2 separate regions of the Homo sapiens genome follow, and region 1 is linked to region 2. The links are chromatin contacts, found by Hi-C or POLR2A ChIA-PET in ENCODE. All regions are on one chromosome and are shown on one strand. The core of a region is the stretch at or near the end of the contact, and the rest is flanking DNA. Distances in the headings are between cores, read along the strand shown. Region 1 overlaps RCAN1 (regulator of calcineurin 1). Region 2 overlaps LINC00649 (long intergenic non-protein coding RNA 649).

Region 1 (3,091 bases), core at 274-2,773, 570 kb after region 2:
TCTCCTGACTTAGGCTTCGAGGGATGACATTTTCTTTTTAATCCTAGCATGTGAAGTGGCCAAAGCTCAGGCTTGGGTGTCAGATGGGCCTGGGCAGGAACCCTGGCTGCAGTCCTTACTTGCTGGGGGTCCTCAGTCAACTGGTGGTGCTGGCCAAGATGACCACAGTGGCACTGACAGCCAGAGTCAGTTGCCTGCTAGCCATTCGGAGTGGTCAGTGCCCACGAGGTACCAGTTACTATGTGCTATGAATATTATCTCTAGACTGAATCCTATGAACTTCAGTTTCCTCATTTGCAATTTGGGAACAATCTAAGTCAAAGGTTGTTGTAGAATGTGCATAGGTAGGTGCTTTTCAGACTGTGGCTGCCACAGCAGCAGTAGCTGCCTTACTTGGCAACTTGCCAGAATTCTTGCCCTACCTATTGTGGTAGGCTGAATTCTCAAATGGCCCCCTGGTGGACAAGCTTTGCATGATCCCGGGACTCTGTGATGGATTCTGTTTCCACAGTTAGGTTATATTACCCTGGGAGATTATGTGGGGTGAACACTTAAAAGGGACCGGGTTCTTTCTGAAGTCGGAGAAAGGATGGGAGAGACATTCTCTGTTGCTGATTCTGAAGATGGAGGGGGCCATGTGGCAAGGACTGAGAGTGGCCTCAAGGAGCTAGAGTGGCCACGGGGATCTGAATGTGCTTAGAAGCAGATTCTCCGCAAGAGTCTCCAGACAGGAACGCAGCCCAGGAGAGAACCGGTTCCAGCCTTGTTAACCTTGAGCAGAGAACCCTGTTGTGCACATGGTGATTTCTGACCTACAGACCTGTCAACTAAGAAATGGGCATTGTAAGCCACTAGATTTGTAGTAATTTGTCACACAGCAATAGAAAACTAATATATATTTACTGAATCAGAAACTCTGCTGGTTTTTGTTTGTTTGTTTGAGACAGGGTCTCACTGTGTCACCCAGGCTGGTCTCAACGAGCCTTTGCTGAATCTCTTCCTTGTCAGAGGAGACTGCTGGTCCCCAAGATAGAAAGTAAAGGAGACCCAGCCCTGCTGTCAGGAAGCACCCGCCTCGGGTTGGAGTAAAAGTCACACATGGGACGGGGCTGTAAGTCTCAGCAAACAGCAGTGCGAGGGACGCACGTGGAAGAGGGGTAGTGAGGGCACCTTGTGGGCAGGAGAGCCTTTTAAAGACTGTATGACGTGAACTCCAAGATCTATCCTTGAAGGCCAGGGAGTGGTTGAAAGATGGAGCCCTCTGATTTCTGACTTCACTTCTGCAAAGCCTACTGTGTCATTTACTCCTCACCATCAGTGGAGCGAGAGCCTCTGGGACCACGTCTCCCGAGTCCCATGCCTGCCATCATGGTGCGGGCTGGACCAGCCTTCTTAGTGGGATATGTTCCCCATAGAAAGTAAACCAAGAGGCAAAAGCAAAGCAAAGCTACGAAAGCAGGCTCAGTGCCCCCGCCCCTTGTTTCAGTGTCACCTCAAGTTTGCTTCTTGCTCTCAGAGGGAGATCACAGCATTGCACAACGGGCAGTGTTGACTATTTGCTGGCCCTTGTCACCCACCCTTCCAAAACTCGGGCAGAGGACAATCTGAACACCAGTGTGACAGTTTCTAACAAAAGGCTTTGCTAGTACAGTGCCTGAGTGTGGGTGTCCACTGAAAACTAATTTCAGCCCTGACTAAGAAAGGCATCTCAGAAATGAGGAAGTGTATTTTGGGCTCCTGTGGTTTCTGATGAAAAATGCTGCAATGTGGGGCATGGGTGAAAGGGAAACACTGAGAAAATAGATGTGACCCCCAGTATGCTTCCTTGAAGAAGTGGGGGGCTGGCCAGGCCAGGCACAAAGATCCTTTGTGTTCCCTGAGCCTGTGACTTCTCCCGCTGTTTCTCAGCAGTTACACTAACGACATTGTGGAGGAAACAGCTTCTCCTTGCATGGCCCTGCCCCTTGCACTCTAGACTGTTTAGCCTCCCTGCTGGTCAGTCCCCTCTCCCTACAAATGCCAGCAGCTTTCCCCCAGTCCTTGCTGCAACCACAAAGTCTCGCAAGGATTTTCAAATGCCACTGGGAGGATAGCGGTGCCACCCATGGAGAATAATGACCCCAGGCCCTAAAATGAAACAGGTTGCTCTAACATTCGAAGAATAGCCCCAGCACACCAAATGCATTCACTTAATTTCTTGTTCAACAGAAAAGAATGACCTCTTTTAATACAGAGCTGCTTTGAAACATGTCATTTCAAACAGGTCCTAAGAAGATCCTGATATTTGTCTGTATCTTAACTGGATCTCTGTGGGTTGAAAAACGCTCATAGAAATGTTGAAGGACATCAGTCAATCTTTAATAAGATGAGATTTCTCAGAGATACAACATGCTGTTTGACCATCTGAAGGATGCTAAAAGAAAGTGATTTACTGAAATAAAATAGATAACAAACATTTCAGTGACTTAGAAAATGGCGAGAAATCACGTCAGGCAAGTTTATATTTTTGTGTTAAAAAATCCCCACCTAACAACACTCTCTTCCTTACATTTCTTCCCAGCAGGCCAAGAACTTACTAAACTCTGGCTCTAGAAGAAAATGACATTAAAATGCTGACTTTACAGGTATATAGTCTAGCATTTGTTGGCAGTTACTTATTAGTTTTTTTTTTTTTTTAGAAATGTAAAAACTATTTTCTTTGTTTCAAACGAATAGGCTCTAACTTAAAATAATTTACTTGTACAATTAAATTGTCTGAAAAACCCCAACAATGCTGTTAACACGTTGTTAACAGGTACACAACTCCCCTCTATTTTAGGAGCTGACGCAAAGAAGACAGCACAAACATGAACAAGAAAACAATCGCTGTCGCTTAAAAGCAACACCGTCTTAGCAGTTTAAAGACAGACACTGCATGCTCACATACTAACAATAATTATGAGTCTCCAACTCAGAGGGTAGAAGTCAGAAGACGCAAACAACATCCACCGTACCAGGAACTGAAGAATAGGAGGAAGCAGGTTTAGAATAGCAATGGGTTTTTCCCTGAGATGTACATTTTACAAGAAGCATTCAATTCCATTTTAGATAT
Region 2 (2,816 bases), core at 152-2,651:
GTTTGTTGGATGATACGTTTGCCTAATAAGTTAAAGCTTCCAAAAATAGAAAGGAAAGCTTGGTGACACTAAGCTCTGGCATGCTGTCATCTTCTGGCTAGGGGTCTTGTGCTTCTGTTTTTCTATTTCTGACCAAAGACATAAAATGTGTTGTGACCTCTCAGGTAATGCTGTGGTATCATGTCCAAGCAGTAACTAACCAGAGTGGAGTTTTTACAGGTAAAAAAGTATTGAATAGCTCAGCAACAGGGAGGACTTAATGATAAATTGCTTTTTCAGAAAATGACAAGGGGACAGACACTTGCGGTTCTTCCATTGAGAGCCTTAAGGAAGTTAAGCGAAGCCTCTGCTCACCCCTTCAAGTAACGATGACCCATCAGATCGTGGTCATAACCAGTAGCATCTGAGGCACCCCTAAGCTCTCTGGGCCCCAGATTCCTTGTTAAGTTAAATGAGGTGACTTCCCAGTTTACCATTCTAGGGGTTCCTGAGGAGTTAAAAATGAAGGAGAAAATGCAACATGTACCAAGTGAGCAAGAGCTCAAGGCTTATCTCTGGCACGAAAGTGACCGCTGTCCGTTAGAGATGTGATTGCCCTAGATTTCCTTTAGGAAATGCAAACATTGAACTCTGGCCTTCAGGACCCAAGTCCCGGCTTGCATCTATTCTATACACTTTCTGTTATTTGTTAGGGCTCACAAGGAACAGTTATTTATCTTTTATTTTCTATTTTTTTTTTAGAGATGGAGTCTCACTCTGTCTCCCAGGCTGGAGTGCAGTGGTGCCATCTCAGCTCACTGCAACCTCCACCTCCCGGGTTCAAGCAATTCTCCTGTCTCAGCCTCCTGAGTAGCTGGGACTACAGGCGTGTGCCATCATGCCCGGCTAATTTTTAGTATTTTTAGTAGAGGCAGGGTTTCACCATATTGGCCAGGCTGGTCTTGAACTCCTGATCTCAAGTGATCTACCCTCCTTGGCCTCCCAAACTGCTGGAATTACAGATGTGAGCGACCACACCTGGCCCATTTGTTTTCTTTCAAACCCTTCTGTAAGACCAGTGCTTTAGGTGAACACGTGGACAGAACAAGATCATCACTATTTTGCAATATGAAGACCAACTGCGCTGTGACCAGAAAAACAGAGGCAAAATGTTGAGCTTAATGATACCTTTTTATAATTTGTATTTGGTGTTTCTCAATTTTCCATTGGATAGTTTGAGAGATAAGTACAAGTCAATGACATGTTCTCTTTCGTACCCTATTGTCTAATCCTGCTAACACACACACACACACACACACACACACTGATTACCTAATTTATCTGTTCCCCGATTATTACACTCTCAATTGCTGCAGAGTCTCAGAAGCAGCATGGTGTAACAGAAAGAATATGAGGCTTAGAATCCAAAAGCCAGAGTGTGAATTCCAGCTCCACTGACTTGCTGCGTGACTTGAAGCAAGTCATTACGTGTCTCTGTTTACTCATTTTATGACTTTCCTATTGCCTCTGTAATATAGCACCACAAACGTGTGGACTTAAAACAACATGCATTTATTCTCTTAGCGTTCTGGAGGTCAGGAGTCTGACATCAATTTCGTTGGGCTAAAATCAAGATGTTGGTAGGACCAAGATCCCCGTGGAGGCTCTGGGAGAACCCATTTCCTTGCCTTTGCCAGCTTCTAATGCTGCATTCCTTGCATTCCTTGATTGTTGACCTCTTCCCCCATCTTCAAAGCCAGCAGAACAGCACCTTGTTTCATTGCCTTCTTTACTGTCAAATCTCCCTCTGCCTTCTTCTTATAAGAACACTTGTGGTTGCATTTAGAAGCTGTGATAATCCAGAATAATATCTTTATCTCAAGATCTTTGACTTGGTCTCTTCTGCAAAGTCTCTTTTGCCACAGAGGGAAATATTCACAGGTCCCAGGGGTCAGGCTGTGTACGTCTTTGGGGGACTTTATTCTGCCTACCACACTCATCTTTTTTTTTTTTTTTTTTGGATGGAGTCTTGCTCTGTCACCCAGGCTGGAGTGCAGTGGCATGATCTCGGCTCACTGCAACTTCTGCCTCCCCAGTTCAAGCAATTCTCCTGCCTCAACCTCCCAAGTAGCTGGAATTACAGGCGCCTGCCACCACGCCCGGCTACTTTTTGTACTTTTAGTAGAGATGGGGTTTCACTATGTTGGCCTGGCTGGTCTTGAACTCCTGACCTCAGGTGATTCCCCCACCTTGGCCTCCCAAAGTGCTGAGATTACAGACGTGAGCCACCATGCCCGGCCCCACACTCATCTATTAAGTAGAGCTAGGAATTCCTATCCTAAGGGACACAAAAATGAAAAAAGATAAAATTTGTGAAGAGGCACATAATGAAAGCCCATACATGTCACTGAGTTCAGAGGAGGGTGGGTCTGACCTCCCATTGGCTGGTCTCTGCCTGATGGACATCGTGAAGAAGAGAGCCAGGACTAGTGTGGCTGGGGGATGTTCAGGGGCCAGAGTGGCTTCAGGTGCCAGCAGCCCTGGCCGAAGGATGACTCCAGGAGCAAGGCTCAGAGCCGAGTGGAAGAAGCTTCATAAACGCAACTGAGCCAAGCATGATGGGATGTGCCTGTGGTTCCAGCTACTCAGGAGGCAGGTGGGAGGATGGCTTGAGTCAGAAGTTCGAGGCTGCAGTGAGCTATGATCACACTACTGTACTCCAGCCTGGGTGACAGAATGACACCCTGTCTCTAAAAAGAAAAGGCACCTGGATGCTCATGACCGAGATGGGGTGGGGTGGGTGGGGTGGGACAGCCGCACTTTATAACTTTGCTTTC

The links. Hi-C counts contacts between places; a loop is a spot of excess contacts on that map. ChIA-PET counts read pairs that join two places held with the same protein, here RNA polymerase II (POLR2A). Pooled maps may share reads with other maps.
Region 1: a loop to region 2 is called in a map with no recorded cell type, with 2.4 times the contacts of the local background. The contact joins two enhancer-like sites. A Hi-C loop is called at or near these places in 2 of 37 single-sample maps with no recorded cell type and 2 of 50 pooled maps. POLR2A ChIA-PET finds 5 or more read pairs at or near these places in 1 of 52 experiments (naive thymus-derived CD4-positive, alpha-beta T cell).

Annotation. Positions count from the first base shown.
Region 1 is chr21:34,543,713-34,546,803 of GRCh38, forward strand. All of the region lies in intron 1 of RCAN1 (regulator of calcineurin 1), which reads right to left. Among named protein-coding and RNA genes, the nearest start is that of KCNE1, 33 kb to the left of the region's middle. RefSeq lists an enhancer at 1-3,091 and a silencer at 325-474. Within about 2 kb of position 1,524, at least 24 of the 41 ENCODE cell types and tissues checked have a DNase peak (open chromatin) inside an H3K27ac peak, as active enhancers do.
Region 2 is chr21:33,970,235-33,973,050 of GRCh38, forward strand. It overlaps LINC00649 (long intergenic non-protein coding RNA 649), which reads left to right. Exons shown (of 3, transcript NR_038883.2): 3 at 1-952. Among named protein-coding and RNA genes, the nearest start is that of LINC00649, 41 kb to the left of the region's middle. RefSeq lists an enhancer at 1,446-2,135 and a silencer at 1,534-1,828. Within about 2 kb of position 1,402, at least 3 of the 41 ENCODE cell types and tissues checked have a DNase peak (open chromatin) inside an H3K27ac peak, as active enhancers do.